Linked DNA regions of Mus musculus: region 2 is linked to region 1. A link is a loop called in an ENCODE intact Hi-C map of the cell type or tissue named here. Cell type or tissue: left cerebral cortex. All regions are shown on one strand. Each heading gives the region's core, and the rest is flanking DNA. Links, peaks and the distances in the headings are about the cores only.

Region 1 (15,502 bases), core at 3,511-11,510:
CACAACAGTAGTGTATTGCTTTTTGCTTTCCAATCCAACTGTGCTCAAATTCATGGCATGCCTGGGCAGAGGTTTCCAACAGCTGGCTGGGGCTCCAGTCCCCCTACAGGGCAAGAGGTAGGAGGAGAAAAAACTGAGGGGGGTTATCCTGGGCTGAGCTAGGGAACAAGCCAGTGCCCCCCTGGACACCAGTAACCTCTTTCAAAGTTCCCAGCCTCCTGTCTGCCCTGAGGGTAACAGTGTAACAACGTGTAGAAGCCATGGCAAGAAAGAGTAAATTCCCCTTCCTATTTCAGAGCTGGGATTGCTAGATAAATCATGTCAGCGGTACTTCCTTCAAGATATTAAATTGTTGCAATGTAAAACAAATTGAATGATGGAAGATAGGATGTCTTAATGAAGTTTTGCCTTCCATGGGTGTGGATTCTTTTGTATACTTAAAAAAAATTTTTTTTATGGATGTGTGGGGGAGGGAGGGATGAAGGGGTTTTGGGGGGAGTCATGTGCTACAGTCCCTTAGCAAGGATGCCTGAGTTTCCTGGAGTACTTCCCTCTAGGGATTCAAGGGGCCCCAAAGTTGGGGAGATTCTCTTTTGGGGCCTAAAGGTGGTGTGCTCAGGGGTGGGCGACCTGAGGAGCAGAATGTAAGTCTCGGGGCCCGGAAAAGTTAAGTGTTTTATTACGTTCCTAAACAGAGGGCAGATCCTGAAAGGTCTCGCCGATTTATAATGAACAGAAACCAGCTGCTGGGGAAAAGGCAGATATGCTGGAAGGGGGAGACCAGGGGAAGCAGAAATACAAATATCTTCCCTCCATCTAAGGACTTTAGGGGAAGTTAACAACGTTCACTATACTTTCCTGTGCCCCTTTTTATTCCTAAAGGGAGAAAGTCCATTTCCTTTGGTTAGACCTTTAATTATGCAGTTGAAATTTACTGAGGGGATTTGCTCCATGGGGGAAGAGCAGGTCAGATGAGTTGAGTCTTCCCTCCTTGGGACAATATTTTTCTTTTTCCCATTTTGTGCTCTCTCTTCCCTTGGCAAAAGATTGCCTGTCTGTGGGGGGAGGGGCCGGAACTTGGATTTTTCTAAATATATTTATATTTTCCTGTTAAATTTGTCTGAAAACAATTATGGAAGCTCATCAGCAGAAGCAAGAACAGATGTTTTATTAAAACTGCAGTGCAGCTCTGTAACTATGCACAAGTCTTGGGAAGGAGGGAGGCTCCCAGTCTTTGTTTCCATCAAAACAAGTCTAGAGAAATCAGGGAAGCCCCCCTACACACACCCCCATCAGGCCTGCCAGTCTATGCAAAGCCCTGGACCTTAGACCTTCTGAATTAGGTATTCAGAGGGGACTTGGTGTCAAGAGCAGACTTTCACTTTGGGAGCTGTAATTACTGGATTCAAAAACAGAAAATAAAAACTCAGAAAAAGAATAAAGCGGGAAAGTTGCCACTGGCCTCTTCAGCTTCCCCTCCACCCCCCAATCCAAAACACATGCCTTCCAGGAGCACTAATTATAGGAGAGGAATTTACTGCCTGCTTTTTGGGCCTGAGTGGGTGTAGTCACTGGCCTGGAGGCTAAGGGCTGCACCCGAGAGCTTGGACACTTAGGGGTTTCCCCCGAATTCAGTCCTGCCCTGCCGGATCTAAGTCAGGGGAAGGCTGGGAGGTCTTTACGGTTCTGAACTGGAAAAAAGGATGAGGGGAGAGTGGACTTCAGCTTCTAGGATGGCCATGGACAGGCTTCACCTTGCCTGCCTTTGCTTTCTTCTCTGCTCTGGCAAATAAAGTAATTTTGTATGTACAGATGTCTGAATTGAGCCTGGAGAGATCTGAAAAAAAAAAAATACTTCGCGGAAGGTCCTTCTTTGTGTTCCGCGAGTCTCTCTCCCTAGATTCCCCCACCCCACCTCTGCAAAGATGTTTGTGGCTGACTAAGGCACAGATGAACGTATTCCATTCCTGGCCGGCAACGCCAACTACAGCTCGGGCGCCTCCCTAGGCTGTGCGCTCACTCCAACGCTGGAGCCGGAGCCGATGGACTCCAAGCTCCCTCGACTGCCTAGGCTCTTGGCTGCCTAAAAGCCACGCAGCTGCGGGACCCTGCCCTTCCACCATCTCCAGTTCTTGATTTCCAGAGATACTGAACGGTTATCCCGTCCCGTCGACTCCTTTTGTGCCACTAGGCTAGAGCTGAAATCCCTCTTACAGAGAAAGCTGAGTTCAATAATTACTCAGTTCACCTCACAATCGCACTATTTGGTTAAGGCTTTGCTGTTCTAGAGTTCAGCTAAGCTCTACTGGCTTATGGCTAAGTTTTTAAAAAAGCTTTGAAAAAAAAACTTACAAAACCCCTATTTTAAATGTCTGGTGTTTTGTGAATAAACCCCTTTGATCTCCGTGGACCTCTGAGGGAAAGAATTACAAAGAGTGTGGCGGAGTGGCCGGGGCCAAAGAACCTAAACACAAGGTTTGGTCTGCTTGGGAATGCCAAAGCACAGCTTACCCAAAGGGCTCCCAGGTTTTCTGAGATATGGTAGGGAAAGATTTCCTAACAAATACATTTTCCTCAATACATACAATGCATTCCAAAAAAGGAACACTCCTTTCAAAGGTCAAAGCTTAAAGATACTTGAAGAAACGTGAAATTTGACAGATCCATTTATGGGTGCTGATATTTAGTGACAAGGCTGAAGCTGACCAGTTGAAGAGAGTTGGGGGTCTGTAAGGAAGGAGGGAAGGGCTAGATGGGGCATGTTCAACTGCTGAGATTTGGTCCAAATAGCTCTCAGTCCTGTGTTGTGATTTCTTCTTTTGAGTTAAGAAGTTACAAAGTGGAGTTGATGTGGCTTTTGCACTTCAGCATTGGAGAAAAGTATACAGGGTGGCTCTGTTGGCTTTCTCCCCTTCCTCTGTTTTTGTGAATCTCTGCCTGACCTTTCCTGACTGACATTTTGGTTACTGCTATTACCATCCACAGACACAAACCCCCAGCTTTGCATGTCTGGCTTCTCCAAGTCTGCCTAAAAGTTCAAAAGTAAAATAGGTTTCCATCAAACTTTGCCCTGAAACCCCTTCAGGCTTCACCTGGGAAAAAAAAATTCTGGCTTTTGCAGACCAGGCCCTCGAGCCTCCCTTCCACCTTGATGCCAAAGCAGCAGAAATATCAGCTGAGGAGGGGGCTGAGGGTGGAAAGCACCTCATCCCCACTGAAAATGGAGAGTTTGGCTGCCTTAGGACATTTCAGGAGGGCAAAGCAGATGGCCCTAGTTGGTCTGGAGGTAAAAATCAAGACACAGAATATTTAGGGTACTTTGCATTGCCAGAACAGGATCTCCTGAGACTGTCAAGTTACAAAAGAGGACAAGGGGGTGGTTGGAAAATGTGCTGTTCTATGCTAATCCAAAGGAGGCCCCAGCTTTCTGTTTTCTCCTCTGCTTCTGAACATACACCATTACTTGGGAGCATTTTGGAGGTTAATGAAAATTTAAAATTGGAGACCTTGGGTGTTTATGACATCGCAGTAAGTTGTCATATGAAAACTGTGAAAGCCATAAAGTATTACAAGAGTTGTATATATGAATACCAAGCCTCCTGTAACCCCACCCCCATCTTCTCCTGGTCTAACTTCTCCCACTTTGAAATAAAATGTTATTATATTCTGGAACAGTAAGTCAACAATGAAACATCATCGTCAATTCTTTATAAATAACTTTATCCTTTATTGTCAGTAGCTCTGAAAGAACCATTTAATTCATACTGGTGAAAGAGGGAGACAGGGGAGAGGAGAATTAATTTCAGAAACAAGAATATTACTTACTGCAATGATACTATTTTAGATTTGATGGCCAGGAGCAAAATTAAAGGCAAACATTGACCTCTCTGATTCTACACCTGGCAGGATTGGGGATTTATAGGACCCTTACAGGACAGGTAATTTAATTTTGTAGGATTTGCTTAAATTCACTGCTATTTTGGGGGGCTGAAAAGATAAAGGGGGTAAGGCAGTATGTTTTATCTAGTTTTATGAGTTCACCAACATTACCCTGACAGAAAACCCAACCACTTATGTCCGAGAGAATCTCAGGAAGAAAGGAATGGAGGAGCCAGGAGGAGGAAGAGGAGGAGGGACACTGAAATGTTCTCAGGGTCTGTGACCCCCTTACCCAACTGGTTACCAAGGCAAAGGAAGAAAAGCAGTAGAAAAAGAGAAGGGGGGTTGGAAGTCTCTCCAACACTAGGACACCCGGAGGTTTATGGTGTCTTCATAATTCCCTTGTCCCATAAACATTGGCCCTACTTTAAGACAATTTCTACTTCCTCCCCTCAGAAAGGGAAAATGAGGAAGCCCTTAAGGGTAGGAGGTAGGGGTGCCGAAAGGGGGAGGGAGTTTGACAGAGCCCTGCACTTTGTTCTCCCGGAGTGAGTGAAATTTGCTGGTTTGTTGAGTTTCTGACGCAGGGTGGCGGCAGACAAAACAAGTAAACAACACACAGACACAATAAACAGGGGCGTCTGACAGCGCCTGCCGTGTCAGAGGCCATGGGCTGCTCGAGGGACATGATCCTGGGATAATATCACCCCGAAGTCGGTGTGGCTAGAGCAGGAGTGATTCTGTCACACCCTCTGTCGCTGGGGAAGAAAGGCTGTGAACCCCTTGGAACCACAAGTCTGGGCAGGAACCCAAGTGTCTTGGGAGCAGCACAAAACCTCATCCAGCACTCCTCTTGTCCACGCTTTCATCTATGGGGCTTTCCACTAACATTTTATGTCCTCTCAGCTCTGTCTTTCCATGGCCCCAGAAAAGCTGCACAAGGAGGCCAGTTATTTCCCATCCAAGGCCCATACTCGGGGCTCCAGGCCCACAGGCTAAAGGGCCCAGCTTGCATTTCTAGAGGGGCCTCCACCAGCTCTCTTAGTGGACCTCACATTGGTTCAGGTCACTGACACGATTAAAAAACACCCCCATCAGTACTCCAGATCTGAATATTCATAGGACCTTCCAGAACTCCTAGTATGTCTTTACAGACAAGCAAATCTAGGGTGAGATAATGAGCCAGGGAGGCAAAAGGAAGGAGAGTTATTCGCAAGTTATCCTTGCCTCTCCTGGTTTGCCTTTCCTACAAGCCTCTTTAAGCACCTTGGCCCGCAGCCACCTAGACTCCTGCTCAGAAATCATCTTAGCCACTACAATACAATCCCTTTGCCATCCACATGGAGGCTTCCAGCCACCAGGGCCCAGTCCTGGTGATTCAGAATGGCTTTCAGACTCACAACAACCATGAAAGAACCCACAGACTTCGTTTTCAAGATGACTGGATTCTCTTTGGAAGAGAGCCTCTGAGTTGGCAGACTTCATGGAGAGGTGAGGAGAGCCGGCAAAAGGGTGTAGGATGTCTCAGGCAAAAGCAATGAGCCCAAAGCCTGTGGCTTCTTTAGATTTTTGGAAGCCACATGCTCCAATTCCAGCACACACATTTCCACAAAGATGCACAGAGGGCCTTCTCCTCCAGCCCATCGCTCCCTTAGCCCGCTCTCAGCCAGTGAAGGCTAACAAAATTTCACATGCACATAAAACGGTGTTTATCGAATATAGCCATGGTAGTAAACATTTAACCATGAGGAAATATGAGTCTCTATATATTTCTCCCTGCCTCTGAATCTGTATATTTGAGACTGTATATAATAAATACATAATTCCACCAAGCCTGATTTCAGAACACAACAGTCAGCACAACAAGGTTGTCTTTTCCAAACCAAGGTCAAATTCTGTAGGGATCACAGCTGTCAGACAAGAGGGGAGAAGAGAAAGGGTTTATTCTGCCCATTTCTCCTAGGAACCTGGCTGAAATACAAAGGATGGCAGAGCTTACAAAACCTCTTAAGGGGCAGGTCTGAGGGTGCCCAAAAAGTGAGCTCAGAGGGAGTACTTCTGAGTTTCGGGCTCTGAGGTTGCCAAGCCTTGGTCCATAGAACCCAGTGGCCGCCTAGGTAGGCCTCAGCATTGAGTGTGCAGAGCCCTTGAGCAAAATTCTATTCTTGGCCTCACTGGCTATTATTAGATAATCAGAAGAGCTCTTCTGCAGTGAGGAACCACATCCACACAGAATTTGGCCTGCAAGAAGGTTGAGGATTGCCACTGATGGACCCTCTTGGGCTTCTGTTGGAGCACCAGATGGAGAAATAAGCAAGAGGCAGAAAAGTGAAAGTAACTGGGCAAGCAGAGGACTCGCTGGCCAGACCGGGAAAACTGGAAAACTAGGACCAGTCATTGGCGTTTTTTGTTTGTTTGTTTGTTTGTTTGTTTGTTTCTAGGCTTGCCAAAGAGGAGTCTAGGGGTGAAGGGTACAGGGTAAAATTGGGGGAGGGGGAGTAGGGGCTGCAGGATTGTAGCCAAGAAGGAACAGGAAATCAATAAAAATATAAAGACACCTCAAGCTGGTGTTTTTGACGGGTACTCTGGCACCCTAGCACCTCGACATGGCTATTAGCACATCCAGCTAGATCCCCTGTAGGCCTAGAGAGATACCCCTATCCTAGCCCAGGCCCGCCCCTTGGATGGGAGGGGGGCCTCTAACATCCCAGGTGAATCCACACTAATCAGACTAGAACAGCCTTCTCCAAAAATGGTTTTCTTTTGGGGTGGAACAAAGGAGACTTGTGTCCCCCAAACATCCCCTCCCACGTCATTGCGGCCATCCGCAGGGACAGGGTCCGACAAAATACAGGCTGAAGAAAGAAATAGCGGCCTCACCGATCGGCGGTTCCCACAGTACTCCAGGAGAAGGCTCCCGTTCGGGCCTCCAGGGCCCCTCCACTGTCTCAGAGTACTCCCCTGGCCCTTTTCAGGTCCCACAGACCCCAGTCCTGGTCAGCCACAGCCTGGTTCGCCCGGGCATCCGCCTGGGGGCCAGGCTCGGGCGGCAGGAGATTGCGCGGCAGCCGGAGCAGGCGGCAGGCTGGGCCCATTTGGGGAGAGCCAAGCGCTTTTCTTGGTCGTAAACAAGGAACGCGAAATTAGCCCCTCGGCAGACGCCTCTGCCTACACACCAGTCCTATTGGGGGGTGGGGTGGGAAAGGGGAGAGAAAATGCCATTTCTTTCCCCGAGAGAATACCTCAGAGGCCTTTATGTCGACTGCAAAAGGGGAATTTTGGGGGGGTTGGAGAAGGGAAGGTTGTTGTGGGGGGATGGGAGGGAGGATTCACTATAGGCTCGAGCTCAAAAGGTTTGATTTGAATGAAATCAAACTGTATTTTTTAAACAATTTCATAAAAACGGGTTCTCTAACCACTGTGCCCCCCCCCCCCAGGCGATAGGTCTGGGTTTAAACAGGAAATCCAGCTATCCCCTCCCCCTCTTCTGGGCGAAGACTCTCAGACGAGCTTCTGGGAGAAGATGGGTGTGTGTGTGAGGGGTTGGGGGGGCTGAGATTGACGCAGACTGAAGGTGTGAGTCTGTCTCCTAGTGTCTGGGCCCTCGCCAGGAGCAAGCCGCCCTCCCAGCTCTAAGGGGTGTCTGTTTGGGTGTGTAAGCATTCTGTGTGCACGCCGCTCCTTATAAACACAATCTCTCACTAACAGGGTCGCCTCAGACCCAAGCCTGGAAGCAGGGCGGGGTCATATATCAAACTGCAATGCAGTCAGGGCCACGTACATTTGGAAGAAATTAAGCTACTACGTTATGAAACCATATGTGTCAGGTTAAGATTATACAACACGTCATTAGCACCAATTATTAGGAAGATCCAGGACTCTACCCACCACCTTAGTCTGACGCCCTTACCGAAGGAAACTCACCCACCCCACCCATAAAGTGCTCGGGGGGCCTTGCAGCACCCTCAAAGTCCTGGGGGCACGGCCTGGTCTATCCCCGCCCAACTGGAGGCCTCTCTCATTCTCGCTTCCACCAGAACAAGGCAGGTCTTAATCTAGAGCAGTCCTGCAAGGCGCAGGAGGAAGTTGGAGTGGCATCCCGAGTGGAGTGGCCGCAAGTGGGGGTGGGGGGCGCCGAGCCCACGAGGGGGGTAAGCATTTAGGCCGTTTTTCTCCGAGCACAAGATGGCTTTTGAGCTCTGCATCCCCACCCCCAACTCCTTCCACCCGCAGCGTAGGGCGCCTCCCACCCTCCTATGCGCCAGGGTGGGGGCGGGAGCAGGGGTGGGCAGACTCTCTCCCCTTGGCTGACGCGCACCAGCCACCAGCCTCCCCCCTAATTGCCAATTAACAGGCTCCGCCGCCCGCCTAGCAGCGCCGGCTTCCTGCTCCGCGGCCCGGCCCTGGGCTCACACTGCGCATGTGTGAGGCCTGGCTTCTAGCTCTCCGAGAAGGAGGGGGCTGCCGGACAGGGAGGGGGCTCTGAAAAGTTTGTTTGGGGGTTGAGAAGCTGACGTTGCTTAGGGGGCAGTGGGCCCAGACTACAGATTCTCTCTCCTGCCTTGAAGTTTGAGCTTCCAGGCCACCACGTCCCAGTTCCATCAGCCAAGAGTAGTCAGCTAATAAGCAGGTACAGACACTGAGGGCATTAGGCAGAGGGCCCCCGCGCCCCAGACCAGGGACTTCCGCCCGGCCGGCCAAGGTTCTCTCGCCCAGGACCCCAACTTAAGCGCATAGCGACGTCAGGACAACACATTCTTCCCACTACCAGGATTTCAGCTTTAACCCCATCCTCCCATTTTACCTCCCCTTAATTACCCTCGCGCCCACCCTCTCACCAGCCCCCTCTTCTCTCTAACCAAGACAAGCCATTGCTGTCCTTATCTTGAAACCGCCACCCAGCTACGGACCATTAGTTACATATTTGAACCAATAAGGAAACACTTACCGGGCGCTGCTGTCACTCTCCCTCTCTCCCTCTCTCTCTCTGCCTCTCTCTCTCTCCCACTCTCTGTCTCTCTCGTCTTTCCTCATTCTGTGCCGTTGCCGAGCCTGTCTCAGCTCCACACACACACACATATACTTTATATAAATTTAAAAATAAATAAAAAGTCCTGATTTTTTTTAAAAAGCCAAATAAAATTAAGGAGAGTTGCAGGGAAGGGGCGGGAGGGAGAATCTGGGAAAGGGGAGGGGTGGAGGCATCTGCAGCTCGGATCTCAGCCCCCACACCCGCGAACCTCTTGCCCCTTGGGGGCCAGAGGGTCGGGTATAGGGAGAGAGAGGTGCTCTCAACTTCTGCCTCTCCCCTCCCACCCCGTCCTCCCCAGGTGCCCCCAGCTTCCGGCAACTCCACCTAAGGAAAAAAATTAAATAGGGAAAATAATTATTAATCAGATTAATAAAAAATTTCTGGTAATGAACGGAGCGCCCAGCGCAGGTTTCCCTGGCAATGGTTAGGCTCTTACAGGGAGGACTGTTCTGCGGAGCGCTCGGAACGGACAAACCACAATAAAAAGTTCACGTTCATGGATGGAATCCACATGACTTCTTGTGGCCAATCCAACTTGTGAGTCGATCGTAAACTTTTATTACTCAGCTGTAAATTTTCTGCAAACAACCGGGAATGCGATGCATTTGTGTAGCGTGTGCAAATGGGCGCCACGGTCGCCATGTTTACCCAATTCTCTCAGAAAGGGAGCATCCCTCGACCCCCACCCCACCCTCACCCACCGCCCACTCCCCAAAGGCCGGCTGCTCTAGACTAACACAACAAGAGCAGACAGGGGAAGTAGGGAGGGAAGAAAAGAGGGTTCGGATGCCGAGGACCCACTGCCTTCTCTTGCTGTCCCGAATTTTAAATACTTTTCTTAATAAATGAAGGTAATGATATTGGACCTGATGAAAATCAAAGCTTTTCAGAGCTCTGCAGCCTTGGGGCAATGGAGGCTGGCGAGATGAAGGAACTGAAAATGAATACCGTCCCTGATCCTACCTTTGTTTTCTAGAAAGAGAACACATCTTTTCTACTGCAGTGCCCCAGGCAAGCCCCCCACTCCCCACCCATCAAACAAGAACTGGAGTCTCAGGCTGCTGGCAACCCTCCTAACCAAGCCTAAGATGGAGATGTAGATGGAGTCTAAAGGACGGAGAGCTGGACCAGGATTTGGCAGTCCTTTGGAGGCAGCAGAAGGGGTGAGAGTTTTGTGCAGCTTCAAGGCTCCTTAAAATAACTTTCATTTCTCAGGTGGTCCCTTTCTCAGACAGAATGACACTCCCTGCACCCAAGACTATGCCTAGCTTCAGGCCATCTTGTTTTCCAGATATTAATGGCAACTTTCAATCCTCAAAAAAAAAAAAATTAATTAAAAACAATGTTAAAGCTGAAGATCTTGGTCTAGCTTTCTTTCTAGCTTTCTTTCTTTCTTTCTTTCTTTCTTTCTTTCTTTCTTTCCTTTTTTTTTTTTTAATTGAGGAGCAAGGCTCTTTGAAACCTTTTCACCCTTTTAGGTTACCCAAACACCTGTCTTTTTCAGGGGGTGGAGGGGAATCTCCTACAGCGTCTAGGCAGCTGAGATCTGGCTTCAGAGTTTGCAGGCCCCATAAGAGAGCCATTTACTGCTCTGAATTCTGCCTTCTACTCTAAAAGTCTATGCACCCCATTTCCTCAGACCTCCAATTTTGGTAATAAGTGCAGTGTGGGGAGGCCAGTATAAATTACCTTGTAGAGAATATTTGCTAAGCTGTAGTCCAGCCACTCCCCATTGGCTGGAGATCTAAAATCGGGCAGCTCTTTCCTTGATCGGCATTGAGATGGCAAGGGACTCTCAAGGGCTGGGTGCTCAGCCAGCCAACAGAAGACCCTTCATCCCCTCCCCAAACTTCCTCCATAGTAAGTAAAGCAGTTCCCTCAGCCGGATGCAGAGACCTGTTCCTTTTACAAACCCACCCATAAATTTTATAACAGGTAGTTAAAAATTACGACGAGGAAGCGGTGGCCCAGCTTTTCACAATGGCAGCGGGAAGAATGGGGCAGCACTGCCGGGTAACTCACCGGAAATTTTACTTCCAGATTGTGGCACACAACCTGTCCTGAATCCTCTTTAATTGGGGCTGGGGGTGACTTTTCAACTTTCAGACACTCTCTGGGGCATCTCATGCCAGGAATATGAAACTGGGGAAGCCAACCCACCCTCTCCTTCAAGGGGTCCCCTGGGAGCCCCTCAGCAACACACTTCTTCCCTTGGAGCCCCAGATTTCTCCAAGACCTGCATCTTCTTTGGACATTCAGTGAAACAGTAGAGGAGGAAAGTGCGAAGATTTTTTTTTTAATCCCGAGAAACGAATTTGCCCCCCAACTTAATAGCTGCATCATTCTGTCTTTACCGTTGAGATTAGAATAATAAATCCAAGGCGAAATGAGCGAGATGCTTCAACTCAGCATTTTGAAAGATACTATTTTTCACAAATCACAAATAGCTTTCGGAAGCCACTTTGATTGGCTAATAAAAAAAGTAAAGAATGGGAGAAAGTCGTATCTGCAGAAACGGAATGGTACCCATTTCGGTAATGGGACGACGGCAGCATTTAGGAGCAAGCATTTCTAAAGAGCGCATCCCGCTCTCGCAATTACATTCCCCCATAAAACGGGTTTTTAACCTCCTTTTCTTTCCAAACGAGAAAACTGAAGTGGTGAGCAGGGAAAGCGGGGAGTGGGTAACGCACAAGGGGACGCAGGGGCTCCTTAGGTCTAACCCTCTGGCTGCCCGACATTGCCAAAGAAGCCGGGCGCCAGACGCACCCCGCCCTCCGACGCGACGGCTTGGGGCCATGGACATTGCTGAGCAGGGGCAGGAATGAATGAGGGGTTGGTGTTGCGGGGTGTTGGGGGAGAAGCAGCAAGGCCCTTCGGAATTATTTGATAAGGGAGTCATACCGCTCTTCTTCAGGGCAGGATATTATTATTTTTATCAATAGCAATCATAATCTCATGATTAAAAAAATGAAACGGGTCTTCCTCTGTGGTTCCCACAGAGTCTGGTGGGAAGTGAAATGTTTTCAGACCTCCCTGGCCAACACCCCATGTCTCCCAAGCTAAATGTGATCACTTGGTTGCCAGCAGGGACCCCAAATTCTACAGATTTCCTGGCAGGTTCTACTTCAAGTTATCCCCAAGCTGTCCTTTCTGGTTCACAGGCAGTGTTGCGGGAGCCCTAGGAAAATCACTTGACAAATTTTGAGGCCTTTTTATAGGGGCCAGAGATTGGGACCCTGGTGAAACACTTGGCCTGGGCCTAGGTTAAAAAACATTGACCCAAAGATCTGGTTTCAAAAATATCTCTGTCTTTGGTGGTCTGTCTTTGAAGGCCAGAAGTCCACCCTCCCTCCCCTCTTCCTCTGGTCTGGTTGAGCCAGCCTCCTTGTATCTCTGGAATTTGGAATGGTTTGAGCAGAATTTTATTGGCATAAACAGATTTGTCTGCCTAGGACCCTCCAGAATGATCCCATTAGTAGCTGGGCTCTACTCTTTATTTTAGAAAATGTCAAGATTCCCTTTGCCCTACTGTGGCTGGGCTTGGGGACTGTCCACTCAGCAGGGCCATCCTCCCAAATCAGTAGTCCCAACTGTGGTGGCCAGGCAAGCTGCTCAATTGTCAGAGTGAAGCCAGCCAAGAGCTGGCTTGAAATGGCCAAAAAACGGAGGCTATGTGGACAGAAGAGGGCTGAGTAGCCATGACAGCCTTATGCTAGTTGAATTTGAATTCCAGGGTGCAGACTCTATCTTACTCATTTGTCCTTCCTTTATCCTCTGCCCCAGGCAGAAGCTTCTTCACCCTCACCACTACACTTTGGCATTTTCAAACCGAACTCTCCTGACTATGCAGCTACCTTTAACCGCATAATTTCCCAACCCCATCCACTATTTCAGTATGAGGTAGTGGATGCTAAGGAGTGGCCACAAGCGGGAGACATGTAAATATCAGAAAAGAACCCCCACCATCTCACCCTTGGCCTAAAACCCTGAAAGAAAGGGCATAGTCACAGGAAGAGCATAGGGCCAACTCTTTATATGGACCCAGCCCAGAGACCAGGAAGCTAAAGCATGAGTTCTGTCTTCCCACTTAGGTCCCAATACCTACAAACCTCATTGGTTATTAAGACTAGTGTAAGTAAGTAACCCTTCTTCCTTCTCCCTTCCAGATGTTCTCTTCACCTCCTCCTCCTCCTCCTCCTCCTCCTCCTCCTCCTCCTCCTCCTCCTCCTCCTCCCCCCACTAGCCACCTGCCCTACCTGCTATGCCTGCCCTCTCCACCCCACTTCCAAGTTCCACCACCCAAAGCAAGATCAGTGCGGGGCCTTTTGCAGAGCTGGGAAAGGGAATAAAGAGAGGGAGGAGTAGAAAATGGGGAAGAGTTATAGAGAAACAGCAAGTCATTCCAGCTCTACTTTTTAATTCTTTTTTTTTTATTATGACTCACGTATACAATACAAAGTACTTGGACCAGGAACAGAGCTTTCAGGACACAAAATCTACATTCATAGCTGGACATAAAGACAAATGACCAAAATTATTATTATAGATATATTTTAACGTTTTTTTTTCCTTTCGAGCACATTGCATAAACAGAGAATTCAAGACAGAGTAACTATACATTCAGTGCAGTTTAGTTCTACTCTACTGGGGTTAGAAGCACAATAAAAGCGCACAAGACCGGCGGGCTAGGCAGTCTCAGTTGTTGGGATTTTTTTTTTTCTTAGTGAAAGAAGCAGCAACAAACAACAACAAAACCGCATTACAAATACTCTCAAAGCAGGATTTCTTTCTATAGGTAGTGATAAAATACGCTGGAGGTTTCTTCCTTTTTTCTTTTTTTTCTTTTTTTTTCTTTTTTTTTTTCTCCCTCCTGTATTAGGAATTTTTCTTTCTTTTTTTTTTTTCCCCCAAGATTATTGCAGGTTCCCTTTAGGTAGTATGTTAAAGATTTATTATCAGTATATTATTTTCATGATTATGGTGACTTCTGAGCACAAACACTAACACAGCTCAGAGGAAGCCGGGGGCCCAAAAGATCAAACAGCAAAGGCAAGGCAAGGAAGGCATGGACCCAAGTGACTATGGGATGGATAGGTAGGATTTCAGAGACCATTGCCAGTTCTAATAGACCCCTCAGGAAGGAGGTGGGTAGAGAAACCCACATCTCCTTGATTTCCAGCAGATTCCTGGAGAAAGTCAAGGGGGTTTTTCTAAGGAAAGAGCCTCAGAGGGGGAGGGGAATCTTCTTTGCTATCTTTTATTTCTTTTTAATTTTTCCTTTCATTTCCCCCTTTCCTGTTTTTTTCCTTCTTTCTTTTCATTAAAAAAAAACTGTTTATCCAGTATTCTAATTCCCAGCATACAAGCAAAGCCAGGAATCATCTTCTATATCTTCAGGGGAATCCCTTTTAAAATAAATACCAGAGAAGCACCGTGAAGAGGGAGTGTGGAGAGAAGTGTGTGTGTGTGTGTGTGTGTGTGTGTGTGTGTGTGTGTGTGTGTGTGTGTGAAGGGTTAGACTTTATGGGGAAGGGCTCAGAAGGTGGGAGCAGGAACAAGAGAGTGTATGCTGGGCATGGAGTAGAACAGAACTTTTCCCTGTGTCTCAGGTTCCCCCTCCCAACCCCCAGACAAATAAAGAGTGGGGGAAGCCCAAAGGTAATAAAAGCAGAGCTGCAACTATCTGACAGGTAGTTAGAGTTGTGAGTGTCATTCTATTCTCTATAAAAGCAAATGACAGTCGTAAACTTCTCAATTTATCTGCTACCATAAAACGAAACTTCAAGGGAGTTGCTGGGGGGGGGGCTGATTTTCTCTCTCTTTTTTTCCTTAGTCCTTATTTTCTTCCTTTTCCTCCTCCTCTTTCTCCTCTTCCTCATTCCCTTCTTCTTCCACCTTCTCCTCATCTCGGGCCCCAGGCAGTTTATCCTTGTTGTTCTCCTTTTTCCACTTCATCCTTCGATTCTGGAACCAAATCTTCACTTGTCTTTCTGTCAGTCCCAGGGCGTGAGAGACTTCAATCCGGCGCTTTCTGGTCAAATAAGGATTAAAGAGAAACTCCTTCTCTAGTTCCAAGGTCTGATACCGGCTGTAAGTTTGTCGACCGCTGCGCCGCCCAGGAGCTGAACAGAACAGAACCCCAGTCTGGTTATGTCTGGGTGGGGGCTCCGCCCCCCAACACAGCCCCACAAACTTCCCTCTCTGCTATTCCCAGTTCTCCCTCCCTCCTGCCGATAAGGCCGACTGCAGAAGGCAAGCAAGGGCAGGAAAAGTTTCCATAGCTGTTTTGGTTTGACTTCCTTCACCTTGGGAGGTGGGTGACGGTGGGGGCTGGGACGTGGTTGTCTGAAAAGTAAGGGCTTGAGGTGGACAAGGAAGCCATCAGGGTCCCTCAGGCCTACAGCTTAGCCCTTGCAGCTTTGTTTACAAGTGCAGAATGGCATTTAGTGAGGCGGCCTAGGGAAATAATCTGTTTCCAAAAGAAAGGAAAAGGGCTGGGGTTAAAGGAGAGGGGGCTGTGCCAATTGCCCCCTCCTTGCCGATCTCTGACTAATGCTTTTCCAATAAGAAAAATAATTGATCTTCTGG
Region 2 (15,502 bases), core at 3,913-11,912, 52 kb after region 1:
GCCGCCCTCCTAATGCTTCTGCAAATCCAGGATCCCTTCCTCCAGAAATCGGAGGGAACCGCGGAGAATCGGCGCGAAGGAGTGAGATCAGGAGAGAGCAGTGAGGAATCGGGAGCAAACTAGCCCGTAGAGGTAGCAGGACACCTACGAGCCTCCTGTGGTGCCCTGGCGCCCTGGGACACCCAGCCGCTTGCCTGCCCCAGGCTTGCGTACAGTCAGGCTGGGCCTACCCAGAGAGAGGCCTCGGACCCTGGAGAGCCACCGCTACCTTCCCCTGCAGAGCAAGGGAATCTCTGATTCTTTCCCCACTCTCCTGCCACCGCCAAACCCCGGCTTGCCCCGGTTTCTTCTCAAAGACCCGCGAACACGTAATTTGAACATTTTTAAAAGTCGTTTTAAAAAGAAGAGGAGCGGCCTTGGAGAGCTTCCCTGGACTCCAGTTCTGCCGCGTCGCTTCTGTTCCTTACCTCTCCCCTTCTCTGGATTTCTCCCAGTCTGTCCCTCGCCCTCCCCTTTCCCCCTCCACCCCTCCCCTCCCTCCCAACCCCCCAGCAGTCCGACTCCCCATCCTTTCTTAAACGCTCCTCTAAGTTCACGATCAAAGTTAATATCGCCCGCAATGGTGGCACTTTTAAAAATTTCACAGACCGAGGGAGATAACGGAGGAGGGGGGCTCACCCGGCTTTTCCAAAGAGCCCCTTTCCCTCCCTCCCCACCCCTTCTCCATCGTAAAAAGTCGAGTCGTTGGGAGAGAGGGCTTTGTAGGTTATAATAAAATCCTTTGAATGCTTATAAAACTCCACATAAAATCAGACTGACCCAAAACACGAGGCTGTCCGCGCTCCCCTGCCCCCCCCCACTACTCCAGCCCTCCCTCTCCGCTCCCTCCCTCGCTGCCCTCGGGTTCCCGGCCGCTGCTACCTACTGGGGGCGGCTCCCTTGGCCGGCTCCTTGGTCGCCGAGTGGGAAGAACCGGACGAGCTGGGATTCGTGTTCTCCTCCTCGGCCTCGGCCTCAGCACCGGCCTCTGCCCGGGACGCAAGTCCCGAGGCGGGGGGCGCCTCAGGCTCCCCCTTGGCCTCGCCCTTGCCGGAGCAGGGGGGCTCGGCGGGCGCATCTCCCCCACCGCAGTAGGCGTTGTCGAAGAAGCGGTCGAAAGCTTGGGGCAAGACGCTGTTCTTGTTGACTGAGGAGTAGAAGCCGGCGGGGGCCGCGTGCGGGGCGCTGGGGTGGTGGTGGCCGCCGTAGGAGCCTTCATTTTTCATGAGGATCTCAGTGACTGTGGAAGGAGGCAGGCACTCCCGGTGCATAAGCTCGTCGGCCGCCGCATAACAAGACGAGTAGCTGTTCCGATGGTGCCACTTCCCGGACGGTTCCAGGCCGTAGGAGACCTCCCGGACCGGGGGCACTTGGGCTGAGTAGGGATAAGAAATCTGACGAGAGGGAGCCTGGGGTAGGAAGGAAGAGACGGTGGAGAACTCAGGCACGTAGTAAGTGCAACTGGGCAGATAGAGGTTGGAGGTGCAGCTCCCTCGTTCGCCGAAGTCAGCGCCCCTCTCCTTGCGCGAAGGCGAGCAGAAGTTGCCCAGGTTGACCGAGTTAAACATCGTTCTCTTCTCCTGCCTCCTCCGGCTGGAGGTTTTGGACCCGATCTAGCGAGGGGGGAAATTTTGGGAAGGCGAGATGACGCGTTATCCGTCTTAGTCTCTCTCCCCGAGCACGTGATCCAAAGTAGATATTGTCATATATCAGTTCGGAGCACTTCGCAGACGTAGGAGGGGTTCTCTCTTAGGTAAGATCGGGGACGTTCAGGCGATTGGTTTGCAAACACCGCAGAAACATTATGAAAATCAATTGCAGATTTGTATTCGTTTTTCTCTCGTCACTCCCCTCCTCTCCATTCCACAGAGCGAGAAAAGGAGGAGAGAGAGAGAGGGTTGGGGTGGGGTGGGCGGTGGGATGGGCGGGGGCGGTGGCTGGGAGGGGGTAATTGTATTTTTTTTTAACTGCTGTTCTTTTCCCCCCTAGGATTGGGGGAAGGAGAAGGGTTTTCCGTTTCGGGGTCTTGGTCCCCTCCTTATGACAAGCTGGGGGGCGGGGGGTAAAAGAAAGGGTCTTTTCCTGCCTGATTTCCCCGGAAATATTGGATGCTTCCCAACAAGTTTCAGGGACTCTTAACCCTCTACCTGAAGAATCAGAGCTTGTTCATAAGAAGTCCTTTATATTACTTTCCTGACCAGAATAAGGTGCGCTCCCTTATAGGACAGGCTCCCAGGAAGAGTATCTGAAGTTTCCCAAAGGTGAGGCAGCCCAGCTATGAGCCAGTGTCCCAACTTTGTCTAGCTTGCTGTGCTGCCGCTGGCTAGGGACTCCTATTAGTCATAAACCAGTGGTGAGCAGTGCGCCAGCCGCCCAGCCGGTGCCTGGCGAAGTCTGGGAAAAACCTTCTCTAATGTTGTGTTAAATATTTAGTATGAGAGAGTGGCCCTGGGTGAATATTTCATGCCTGCCTTTATTGTCAATCAATGTGCAGAAAGCTACATTCACTGTGGATTTTAAAATCCCAAACCCCAAAGAAAAAGATTTAGAGTGAGAGTCATCTATCTTCTCTATCTGGGGCCCTTCGGGTTGGGAGCTCAGCTTCAGCTAATAGGCTGAAAAGAAGGCTGGCAATAAGGTCCAGGCAGGATGTATGCTAAGGGAACTACATTTGGAGAGGTTTTTTTTTTTTTAATGATTTGGGGAGCTTAGGTGGGTAGAGGTGTCTATCTCTAATACCAATCAAAAAGTAGGCAGGGTAGGGCCTGAAGTCCCCAGCCTCTTTCACTCCTATTTCTTCTCTACATCTCAGTCCAACCCTGCCCTTCTCCAAGTCTATAAACCCTCCTTGCTGGACCGCTGTGTCCATAGGGGAATACTCAATGACTCCTTAAACCTCCAGTCCCTTTGGCTATTACAACATACATCTGGGCATCTGAATATAACTTTATGGAAATGTTCTGGGCTGGATCCATGGTGCCCAAACAACTGGCACAAACAGAAAGCAGCAGTAACCTTGGTCCTAAGAAGGAGCTGTCAGGACATAACATTTTAGAAAAGAGCAACTCAACCCTGTACTCTTAGACAAAACCAAAGGTAGTCTAAACCATTCCCCCACCCTCAGGGCCGCCTTCAGATTGGTTTTCCCGCTTTAAAGTGTATTTAATTTGATTTTCTTTGTTGAAGGATGAATCACTGAAAGCCCCAGTCAGACAGGAAAGACAGAAATGGCTAGCTTATTTCCAAATATATCTTCCCAAATCCATTTTTCCTCAACTTTTCTACCTGCCCACATTTACTCAGACTTTACAACAATACTTCGGTGAAATCTGCCTCCACCATAGTCACCTTCTCTGTGTGGGTGGGTGAGTGGGGATGTCTCCAATATTGTAGAAGAGACTTCCAGTGCTTCCCTATGTTTGCACTTAATGATAGGCATTGCTTCTTGTGCTTTTTAGTCCTGGCCAGATCATAACTGAAGGTAAATAACTAGATTGGGGGCATTTCTGTAGAGAAGGGACCAGAAACAGAAGATTCTGTTGCAGTTCCCCTTTCCTTTAGTCTTTTTTATAGGAGGAGCTGGGGGCAACGTTTTTAATTATAATGGTGGTGAACAACGGACTGGGGCTTTTATGGGGTTTGCGTTGACCTCATCAAACTTGCGTTTACTGGAGGCAAAATGCTCCCCAAACAGTCATAGAAGCCAGCAAGAAGAAGGCCAGAGGTACCCCATCTCTTGCAGAGATGAGGGTGGTCTTGGCTCCTGCTTTCCCCCGTTTTCCCACTAGGTTTTTCTTACTTTTTCTTCTTGCTCTTCAGGGCAGGGTGGGGATCAATCCCCTAAGTCCTGTTTTGCACAGCCTTGGAGAGAGGTGGGGGTGGGGGGGTATCTGCTTCCTGTGAGAAGACAGCTGTGGGCCTAAGCACTTGAATTTGACCACCAAAGTTTATTCATGGGCCACCATAAAAGTGAGGCAGGCAGCTACAAAGAGCAGTCTGATTTTCTTGAAGCCAAAAGAAGGAAGCAAAGGAGAGTGTCAAGGACATGATGTCTAGGAAGCTTTAGGATCCAGCAAAAGACTTGTAGGAAGGAATACTCTTCTCCACAAAAGCAAGCCATGAAGTTTAATATTTTTTTTCTGGCATTGGTTTTTCAAATAATTTAAAACAACCTTTAAAAAACCCTCAGCAACTGGGTCAAGGAGAAAAGGCCCTGGTTTTTGAGGTCACTTAGTTGTTGAATAGCAAAAAAATACTTAGGGATAGGATATTGGCTTGCCTGCCTGGCTTTGGGTCCAGACCACCTGGAAGCCTTCACTGGGTTTGTAACTCTCTCTCTCTCTCTCTCTCTCTCTCTCTCTCTCTCTCTCTCTCTCTCTCTCTCTCTCTCTGGCTTCTGCCCACAGCATCCTTTACATTTGGATGGAGGGACACATCTGTGGCCCCCCAATCCCATCACTCGCAGGCATTACTGATGGCAACTGATTTGTTGTTTGTTCCTCACCAGCTTTGTTCCAGATTCCCAGCTTTCACCTAAATGCTTCGTGTGATAGCCATTATACCGACTTGCAGATTTTTGGTGGCCTTACTCCCTGCTAGCTTGGCCGCTAGCAGACCTCTGCAATCTGGGTTGTTGCCGCCTCGGTGGTCTCGATAGAACTAGGACAGACTCCAGCGGCCTTTCCTCCCACACAAGGACAACAGGGTCTGTTTCAAAAGGGGGCACTGTCTGCCGAATTCTGTCATGGGCCGTTCTTACAGCAACCTCCTGAAAACAGCTCTGGGCAGCCTTGTGGCCTCTTTTCTTCCTCACCTTTCCTTGAATTCTAGAGATCAGTTCTTGATAAGGAAAGAGACCACCCTACAGACCACAAGCTAGGAAGAAAAACTGGGAGGGAAAAGGAGGTCTTAAAATTCAGCCTCTTGCAGAGTCAATAGAGTCCCTTCTTCCCAGGCTGGACTGGTGAAGAAAGGACCTCAATTAGAACAGCTTGCATCTTCTTGTGCATTCCCCCCACCCCCTTAGCAGCATTGTGGAAACATTGAATAAATTCTTTATTGTGCTTTGGGATTTTCAAGCTAGAGGCTTATTTTGAACCCGGGACACCCACACCTCACCCTGGTCTCAGAGATCCAAAACGCCTATTTTCTCTTCAGCCCAGGTCAGCCTCACAAGTCCAAGGCTTCAGATTAGGCCACCAAAGCAGCTGGTGGACCTGCTGGAGTAACATCGGGCCTATGGACAAGGTAGGGGGGTGCAAAGAGCAAAGCCGGAGGCTCCTCCGCCCGCCGCTCCACCCAGCTTCCTCTGCGGAGGGGTTTTCCCAGGAGGCTAGCAATGCGACCCCATTTCTCCCATAAAAGCCCCATTTTATGAGCCAGTTTTACCCCCCCCCCCCACTCTAAAATGAAGGACATGTCTTAAAAGCAGTCTGAAGATGGAGTCGCTGCCATTAGGCCTTAATTTCCAAAGCTAGTTGCAACTTCATAGAAAATACCTTTTCTGGGGGAGATTTGCCCTCTTAGGCCACCGGGATCTCCCCGGAGCGGAGGCCCGGTTGGCCGGTGCCGCCATTCCCCGGCTTTAGCGCCTACTTAGGCTCGGACCCAGTCCCCCGCTGATCAAAGTGAGCTCGCGGCATTTTTATGAGATCAACTTCAGTGGCTCCTTACTTGTAATCAGATGCCTGGGTCGAAAATGCAAAAGGGAACAGCTCGTCAATCCAAAATGGAAAAGGAGAGAGAGAGAGAGTGAGAGAAAGAGAGAGAGAGAGAGAGAGAGAGAGAAAGAGAGAGAGAGAGAGAGAGAGAGAGAGAGAGAGAGAGAGAGAGAGAGAGAGAGAGAGAATAAAATTAAGGTAACCCAGTCACCCAGGAAAAAAGACCCCTTTCCTTGAACAACAATGGTTTGTGGTTCTGTCCCAGCTTTCAGGCCCTGCCTTCTGCCTGCACATTGACTTCTGAGCCCTAATGCCAGGGCGGGCAGAAAGGAGCTCTGACTCGCCTGTGCTAGGAAACTCCACGCGAAGCTTCCACAGTGGGACTGCCTTGCGTGGACGGGGCTTATGGCCAGCCTAAGAACTGCACAAGGAAAGCACCTTCAGCTCCCGCTTTAAGTCTCTCCCCCATCGGTCGTCTCCGTGGTCTCCGTGGTTCTCTCTTCACTACAGCCAGAAGTTGAGTTACAGGAAGATTCGCCAGAGATTTATCGCCTGGCCCCAAACTTGGAGAGCCTCGTTGTCATAAACAGCCGTCTATTGTCTAGACTTTTATCTCCGGGTATGGATCTGGATCTTGCATTAGTGAGGCTCAGGGGATACGGACTGTCTCCGTGGTGTGTGCAGTGCAGTCGGTGCCTGCCGGCGATCACTGGGGGTTTGTTTGGGTCAGTTTAGAAGCATGAACAAATTTGTTCTTGGAGCTGTGCAGGTATACCTAAGTGTCCACGGGTGGAGACCTGAGGTAGGAAAGGTCTCTTTCTTTCTCTGCCTAGGAATATTCTTGTGCGTGTACTTGTGTGTTGGGTGAGAATTTGTCACGGTGTTCTTTGTTCTGGGCATTTTAAGTGTTCCTGTCTGGGGTTTTTCGGGTTTTATTAACCTGCATCCGCTTGGCCGGTTTATGTCCCTTCCAAGCAGATCATCTGGTGTTTTTCAGTATTAGAGCCGTGTGTGTGTGTGTGTGTGTGTGTGTGTGTGTGTGTGTGTGTGTGTGTGTGTGTTCTCTGGGAGAAATGGTTTAAGGTGATACCTTCTCAACCTCTTGCCCCCTCAGGTTCTCCTCCCTGTCACAGTCACAGCCTTGGCTTTCATAGGGTGTCTGGTGCCTTACTCTTTTCAAGTCCCCTAAATCTCCAAAGAGCAGTTTTTCAAAGAGCTTCAGGCTGAGGTCTGAGTATGAGTTTCTCCCCCACACTATGGGGAAGCATCCCAGCTAGTAACCCCTTTTGACTTTCTGGGGTCCCCCTTCACAAGGCCTCCGCAGGCCATTCCAACCATTTGGAATGCTGTGAGCAGAATTCTGGGCCATGCCAAAGAAGGTCTGCCAACCCCTCCATGGGGATTCCTGACAGCAGATGTCCCTACCTTGGCTACCCTCATCCCCTACACAAAGGACCCAGGCACTTTGAGCTGAGGTGGCACTTTGTTCAGATTAAATCTCTTCAGATCCCAGGATCAGACATTCTGTGGAGAAACCAGGATTCCTTAACACCACCAGAAATAATGAGATCGAGTCCCTTTGTTTTTCATGAGATACTGGATCCAGATAGGAGGCCCAATTGCTCTATTAATTGCCCCTGTCTGCTGATTCTGGCTGCCTCAGCCCACTTTGGGGATCTTATAGATTGGAGAAATTCCCAGCCAGGTAGGTAGAGTGGGATGGAGCTGGTCCCAAGGGTCAGCTTTCCAGTTGACAAGGCAAAGGTAACAACAAACTGGGAGATTTAGAGTTTAGTTAGAATCACCCATCATCACTCCTGAAGCATCCATCAGCCCCTTCCCCCTTGCTATAGAATTTCAATTTTGAAATAATTAGGCCTTAAGATGGCTCCATGAACACAGAGGAGCCAAAAACAAGTGGTGAGATTCAGGGAGAAGGAAGTGAGTTCTCCATAGATAACCCCACAGCAATAAACCCCCTTTTAACTTCACTACACCCCTAATCTCCACACTACAGTGGAAGGAAGGAAAGAATCAAGGATCCAAGCTTAGGCTCCTTCCTCCCTCTCTCCCTCCTGGCTGTAACCACTACCAGCCGACTGACTGTGACTGACTGCCGCTACTCTGTCTTTCAAGGCCTGTCTCCTGCTCTGCCTTATTCTCCCGGAGCCTAGCCTTCCTCCATTTCTGCTTCCTAGCTCTCTGAAACCAAGAACGACCTAATATACTAGCTTTTCCACACCCAAGGCCCAGGCTGGGGTGAGTACCAGGTCCGTGCAGCTAGAATGTTGCTTCCAATCTCACCAGCTGCACCCACCTTTGGTAGTTTCATGGTTAAAATGCTTCTCTCTCACTCCCCTCCTTCTGTTCTTTCCTTTCCACCTCAGGATTGAGAAATAAATAAATCCAAGTCTACCGCTACACTGGCCCTCCCCATCCCTGTGACCTCACTCCTCCTTACCGAATATATCGCTTTGTTTTCAGAAGAAAACTGTAATACTCAGACAGACAATTAAGCTGTAAATGAAGTTTTCTTTATGATGCTTAATTTTCTCTCCAATTCTTAAAGTCCTTCTCCACTTTGCTGCTGTGGAATGGAAGGGTTTTACAAGTCTGCAGGGGAGTCAGGGAGTAAAGAAATCGTGCCCAGATTTAGAGACAATGGTGAAAGATACAGAAGACAGAAGAGATGGGGGCCGCCCCAGCTGGCAGGGAGTGGAGCCAGAGGCAGAAAAGGAGAGAAAAGTTTCCTGCCATCTTCATTAGTTGACTTCCCAGTCCACAGCCACAGCTTCCCGGGGCTGCAGAATTCACTCTCAATAAAGAAAGGAGGCTTAAAAAAAAAAAAAAAAGTCCTGTGTTTACAAGACCAGAAATGCCAGCGCTAAGTCCTTCCAGAGAGAAAGGCTGAAATGGAGGACCGACGCCTTCCTTATAAGGTACGATGCTAACTTGACCTTCACTTTGTCATGGTGCCCCCGCCCACCCAGACTGCTGCAAACCCGCCAGGCAGAGTCAGCCCAAAGACTGACCCTTGTCTGTCTTCTTCGTGCCTCTTTCAGTCTTTTCCTTCCCTTCCCGTTTGTACCTTTTTCTTGTATTTCTTTCCTTATGTTTTATTTCCTGGTTATTCCTGCCACTCCTTTTTGTTTTATATCTACCTTACTCACGGTCTCATACTTTCTCTCAACTCTCTTTCACCTCACTCTCTGCTTCTGTGATCATTTCTTCCCCTCTTCCTCCTACAGCCTTCGGATTTCTCAACCCTCCAAAATAACAATAGCAAAATTTAAAATCTTTCCCTGATCCCTGCCTTAAATTTGACCTCCCTAGCTCCAGCTGGGCGTTTGTCTTGACTCCAGTATTGTTAAGGCGTGGACTCCAGGAAAGACAAATTGGGGATAAAAGAGGGCTTCATTCTGGGCCTAGTTCCTATGTGGGGTTGACAATGAACTTGATTTTGATAAGCCCCTGTCTTGCTCTCATGGACCACACCAACCAAGTCTCCCAAACCCTAGTGGACTTGTACTGGGAACTAAGTCTTCTAATGAGATAAGAGGGGCTTCCATTGTCCTCTAGGCTAAGAGGGGCTGAGTATCAAATTAGTGTTTCCTCATCTTGGTCTTTGGATTTTATATACCCTAAGATCCTAGAGCTTTCCCTTAAAACATCCAGGGGATGAATTTAGAGTCTTAGGGATTTCTGGAGATTCCCACACAGGTAAAAATAGGAAAGAAAAAAATTCCTAAGGCCTCTCTACCTTGCCTCCAGCTTCCAACAAAGCCTCTAACATTAACTCTAATCATATCTTATGTAGTTATAAAATAATATTATTGACACCCTATAATTATCTATTATCTACTTACTTGTGATAATTACAATATTAGAGGAGGCAGGTCTATGCAGACATAGTGAATCCAAGCTAGTATCCAAAATGAAAATGAAACTGGATCAGAGATCAGAGTACTTCAACAGATCTCATCATTTCTCAGCAGTGTTCAAATCTGTAAGCCCGACCTCCTTGTTTTAAGAGTAACTATTTTTCTTCTATATTCTCTCCCTCTCCCTCCCCATCTCTCTCCCTCCAATTATCCAGATAATTGCATGAATTCTTCCTTGAATACCACTGTGTAGTCAGGGTAGGGGTTTCAGCCGGAAGTGGAGGGGACAGGATTCCACACAGGGAGAGGGAGCTGAGTGAGTCCGGTGTTCCTACATTCCCAGACTTTATAGTTCTGTCTAGTGTTACATTGTTTCTTCAGGCAAAGATCTTTGTTTCCCTTTCAGTCATATTTCTCCCTCCCTCTCCCTTTCTCTCCCCCCCCCCTTTTTGGTCCCTTTAAAGGAGACTCAGATCATCTTGTGCTCTTAATAGATGACTATAAAAGTAAAATTAATTCCCCCCTGCCCTTTAATATCAATATCTCTCTGTTAAGTATGCACATCAGCGAGAATAAACAGAATTAAGTGCTACAACTCAAACCAGCAATTATACCCAAGGTGGTTTTTTTTTTCTTCCTTCCATGGGTCTGGCATATCTTGGGGTGTTCATTCTGGTGCAAGATAACCGGGGCATAGTTGTTTATTTATATTTTTTACAAGCTCATCGGAGCACGATAGAAAAGCAACTGTAAAGGCAGAGAGAGTAAGAGCGGAAGGAAGGAAGTCAGCGCCAACGTAGACCAAAAGGAACCACCCAGAAATGTAGAAAAAGGAACCGGCAGAGGTCCCCAACATCGGTAGAAGGACAGAAGACACGCACGGAGAAAGGTTTATGTTTTGTTTTGTTGTTTTTTAAATTTCAACTTGGAGCTCAATGAAGAAAAGGCAAAATATAGGCCAGTGGACCAGAGGACCGGAAGAGGACCAGTCATAGCTCACAGTGTGCCGGGTCCAGATGGAAGGAACTCCAGACAAACCCCAGTGGCAGGATAGGCACAGTCCTGAAGGCTGGGGGCTCGCCCCTTGAAACCCTCTTCGCAGGCTGCCTGAGTTCTTTTGCTCTCCTTATCATCCCCATCTTTATGACGAGGCTTGTTAACATGACCAGCGATCTGACCACGCACATCTATCTCCACCGCACACGCACTCAGCCGAGCAGCTGAGCTGGGGGGACTGAGAGGCACTAATTAATTGATTCCTTGGACTGTAAAATATGGCTGTGTCTACACACACGGAACCTGTGGACTCATAAACAATATGTCTGCAGATGTGAGTGCACTGTCTCTTAAAGAATTTTTCTATAGTTATGTGCCTATTAGAATCCAGGATTTGAAAGACTCAAATAAGATTGCTTTTTCATAAGCCTCAACACAGTACAATGTCAGAAAATTCTGCAAAAACTTGGGTTATGGAATAGGTTTTCTCTGCTGTTACTGTAGACACACAAATTGGCTTCTGACTGCTAAGTGTTAGGATCAAAATCAAAGCCCAGCTGAGAAGGCCTGAATGAAGCCTTTGCCCTTCCTGGGAGAAGGGGAATGGGCCCAGGTTCAGGCCTTACTTCATAATGCTGCTTAGGCTCAAGATTATAATATTAATATATATATATATTTACAAACCCTAACCTAAAGGAGCCTAACCCTAACCCTTACCTAGCTCTCCAGATCACTGTCCACCCCTTAACTATCTGCCTGCATAGAGCATTGCTATAACATGCTTGCATTAGTCTTGGAAGAATGTGTCTTGAGATGCATAAGTAAATAGCTCTAACAATTCTATATAATCATGATTCCATAGTGAATCTTGATGCAAATAGGCGTTAATATGTTCTCAACAGATACCAGCTTCAGACAAGAGACACAACAGGAAACTAAAAGTGACCATTTATACAACAATGTTTGCTGACATACATGGCTATTTCAAAGACAAAAATACTAGGCAGAAATAGAAAAACACAAATAGAAACACAAATAGAAAAAACCAATTAACCAGTGGAGTTTGTCATTACCAATGTCATCATTGCTTCCTGATTTTGGGTGACTCTTTTAAACCCGGCTGTGTTCCCTTCATTCAGCACGGCAGAGATGGTCTACCTTCCCATACCTTCAGCTCTGGCTCCAATATTTATTTTTAAAAAAATCTTCAGAGAAATGTATACCACAAATAATATGTGCATCTAAAGAATATGCCAATATAATTTACATATTTTTTCATATACTAGGCTGATATGCACTTTGTATGTGTGTAAGAATGTGATATAATTCTGAGTTTTTACTGCTGTAGTAATATTTGGGTGCATTTCATGCAATAGTTCCATATGCTACAGAATGTAGATACACGTGACTAAATGAACTCAGAAAAGCACACCCTTTATGTAGGATATATGAAAGCCTTGCTTACAAATGCAAATAAATTCTTGTTTGTGAATCTAAAGGCTTTGGTTCATCTATTTTCGGTATCTCACTCTGTCATGCAGCAGATGAAAGTGCCTCTGTTATATAGTATAAGAAAACATCTTATTTGTGCATTTTAGTCTCTTTTCATATATCAGTTTTGGCCACAACAGAGCTAAGTGTGTACTTATGGAACATCTTCCCATGCTTCCGAGTGAACCCTCTGCTCCCACAGATGGTTTTCCAGACAAGGTTCCATCCACTCAGACAGGTCCTTGAAGGAAGTTCTCCACTCTCCACTGGATGACAGAAACAGGCATTCCGAAGACTGGTCTCCAATTCCTCAGTAAAAAGGCTTTTGACTTGAAAAGGGGAAGCCACACGTTGGCAAGGGGCTAGTTCTCAAAGGCTAAAGGATGGGTCTACTTAAGGCTCAATGCCAAGCTTCCGCACAGGCCTTAGGAGAATCACCACTGGCAAGTTTGGCTAAGGAATCTTTTTAAGAACCTTAGTTTCAGCAGCCTAGGTAGTACCTCAGACACAGACTGTTCTTCAAGGTTCCTTGCAAACTCAAGGGACTGGAGACTGGGCGGCACCAGGTCCCAGAGACACAATCTCCACCGCTCTGGCCAGCAGGGGTCATCCCGTCCTTCCTGGGGGCCTGGCAGCACTGGGAAACCACCGAGCTGCTGGCGCTGTTGGGATCAGAGCTGCCGGGATCAACCAGTGCTTTCTTTGGGCGCGCTAGGTTTCTTCCCTGAAGTGAACCAGGGACGAGATTAGTCAGAGATCTCAGAACCTTCTCCCTGTCTCCTGCCTCCTGATCCCTGCCTCAAGGCCGGGCACCGAGGAGGCTTGAGTCCGGGAGCGGTCTAGGCGCCCGCGTCATCTATCAGCGGCGACGAGCCTTTGTCTCGGGCCTCCTCGGGAGAAGCAACCACCAGAGCCGGCTAACCGCGCTCAACCGCCCCCAAAGGCTGCGATCTAGCGGGAGAGGCACGGGCCATAGACCTTTGCGCTGAAAATCGGTAACTGTTCGGAGGTTCGCTGCCAAGAAGAGGCGTCCGTCCTCTCTAAACCGAGACGAAATGTGTGCGGGGCTGCGGCCGGCCGGCGGGTGGGTGATCAGACTCAGGCTCCGCACCGCCTTCCGCGTTCACAGACGCACACCGCACAGAGGTCTGGCAGCTCCAGGGTGCGTTTCTACAGCGGCCTGGGCCCTGCAAACCCTTCCCTGCTTTCCCTACACACACACACACACACACACACACACACACACACACACACACACACACACACACGAAGGCCGAGCGGGTGGGCGGGGGTGGGGTGGGGGTGGGGGGGCTCGGCCTGCCGGAAGACTAGGTCTCCGGGGTTTGCTTTGTTTGCGGATCTGGGCCGGTGGTCCCTGCTTCATTCTGAGTTTGAGCCATCGATCCAAGGAGCTGTGTTTCCGCCTGCATTAGCATCTACGGAACTCGGACTGCCAACCTCTTCTCTTGTCAGCTAGGTAATGGCGTAGGCAGTGCAGATCAGCGTGCAGAACTTCGTGAATAATCGTGTCCAATACAGACTTGATTTGGGATGATAGAAGACTATATACACGCAGCAGACCAATTATTTTCCTACCTAGATTATTCAAATAATCCCATTTTCTTGCTCATTTAAGACCCAGTTACAAGCACAAGATGCCCTTTTTCCCCTTAAAATTGGAGTCAGTTAGACTGAGAAGCATAGTCAAACAGTTGTAACAATGATGAAATCGCCACCTAGACAGAGAGACCCAGGTGTTGCTTCTTGGTTTGAGAAGAGAGCTGTAGTGTTTTTCCCTTCATTAACTTCCTCAGTTTATTGGATCTGGGAGCCTGTATAGAACACCATCCCACAAAGTGCCCTCTATTTCATATTGGAAATGTCTGGGAATATGTCAAGGGAATAAATTAGAGACCACTTACTACTCATGGTCTTCTTAACATCCCCACATCCTATTTTAGGCCAGAAAAAATTTTCACTGTATATATATCCTGTGTAGATACATCATAAGAAATGAATAGCCATTTGCTTGGATTCACTGCACTTCAGATCCACTCTCCTATATTCAGATCCAAAAGCCATCAGTCCTTACCCCAGCTCTTCCCTGACAGAAGCCGACCTCCAGGTTCTCCTGAATTCTAGGGAAAATTTTATATAAGCACCTCAGGGCTTTTTTTTGGGGGGGTCTCCTTCCCACCTGTATCCAGGCTCTACAAGGGAGTTGGGAATTAGGAATGAAGGGAGAATGAAATTTGATTTAAATGTGCTACTCTCTATGGTTAGGGTCCTAAGAAAAGAGAAGAGAGATTTCAGGGCTGAAGGCATGGTTGACTCCACTGAGACTCCCTGCTATTCTAGGCTGGGCAGGGGGGGGGACATAGAGATGGAAGAATTTGGATAAGACCCTCCCCCCCCCCCACTGCAAGACTGGAGTCAGACAACTGAGACGGGGTAATTGATGGGCAAGAGGTAGATTCAAGTGTCCAGGCAGAGGGAAGGCATTTCTTAGAGAAAAGAAGAATCCAGTGGAGGTGCTGCTGCTCCAGGGGAACAATGCATACCACCCCAGCTTTGAGTCTGGCTCTGGCTCTGGCTCTGGAGAGGCCCTGAGAGGGTTGCTGGCTTCAAGAATTGAAGACTATTTCACCAGCTCTAGGGGTCTTTTGTCCCCTGCCTACTTATTTCAGAGCACACAAAATATCTTCTCAGAGTGAAGCTACCAGTTTTGAACCACAGAGTTGCAGCTCTTGGCCCACCAGTCATTAGCCAACATATCCCAGCCTCGCTCCCCACCCAACAACAGTCTAAGGACCCCTAGTCACAGCTCTGATTCTTTCCTGCTATGCAGACCTCTTTTCTGAAGCCAGTTTTTCCTCCTCTAGGCTGTCCACATTAATTTTTACAGCCCAGTGACTCTTCAAAGCTCCCTCTCCTTCCCCAGTCTACCGCCCCCCAATTTTCTCTCTGCCAGTAATTGCTTGGGACTAGATATGGCAGCTCATCAACAGATCTTGGTTGGTCATATATTTTTGTTACCCATGCAACTGCTCTTTCTTTATTATTACACATTTATTATTTTTATCATTCACCTGAGCTGGAGAAAATAAAATAAACAGCTAAGGGCCTAGGGCTTCTGTTCTTTCTGGGTAGAGGAGACTGTACGTGTGTGGGGGGGAGCCCAGTTTTAGAAATGGTTCTCAAAACATCACATCATCATACATCCATGTTTTAATTATTAATATTAACATGATGAAGCAGCTCTGTACAAGGACTATATAAAGGGAAAACGTGCTAAAGACAGATGCTTGAATAGGGGAGTACACTACACAGATCTGGGAAGGGAAGTAAGGAATACTGACTACCACAGGAACTACAGAGTAGGTACCAGAGACACAATCAACAAGACAAATATTGACAAAGAAGCTCACAGAAGTC

Evidence for each region. Hi-C counts contacts between places; a loop is a spot of excess contacts. Peaks named below come from ENCODE experiments on the same cell type or tissue, not always from the same donor. Only the 100,000 strongest peaks of a DNase experiment are listed, where the experiment ranks them.
Region 2: it touches region 1 in a loop (1.9-fold over the local background); 2 of 42 quality-filtered maps call a loop at or near these places.

What each region holds. Positions count from the first base shown.
Region 1 is chr15:102,992,097-103,007,598 of GRCm38, reverse strand. It overlaps Gm29905 (a long non-coding RNA gene), which reads left to right and starts at 9,432. Exons shown (of 2, transcript XR_384486.2): 1 at 9,432-9,762; 2 at 9,888-10,267. It overlaps Hoxc8 (homeobox C8), which reads right to left. Exons shown (of 2, transcript NM_010466.2): 2 at 13,345-15,036. The coding sequence ends at 14,744. It also overlaps a transcript of Hoxc6 not described here. In left cerebral cortex, for the core only: no CTCF peak of the experiment used is centred there; a DNase peak (open chromatin) is centred at 8,245; H3K4me3 peaks cover 358 bases.
Region 2 is chr15:102,940,631-102,956,132 of GRCm38, reverse strand. It overlaps Hotair (HOX transcript antisense RNA (non-protein coding)), which reads left to right and starts at 8,187. Exons shown (of 2, transcript NR_047528.1): 1 at 8,187-8,638; 2 at 10,302-12,071. Hoxc11 (homeobox C11) reads right to left here and starts at 1,607. Exons shown (of 2, transcript NM_001024842.1): 1 at 926-1,607. The coding sequence starts at 1,607. In left cerebral cortex, for the core only: no CTCF peak of the experiment used is centred there; no DNase peak of the experiment used is centred there.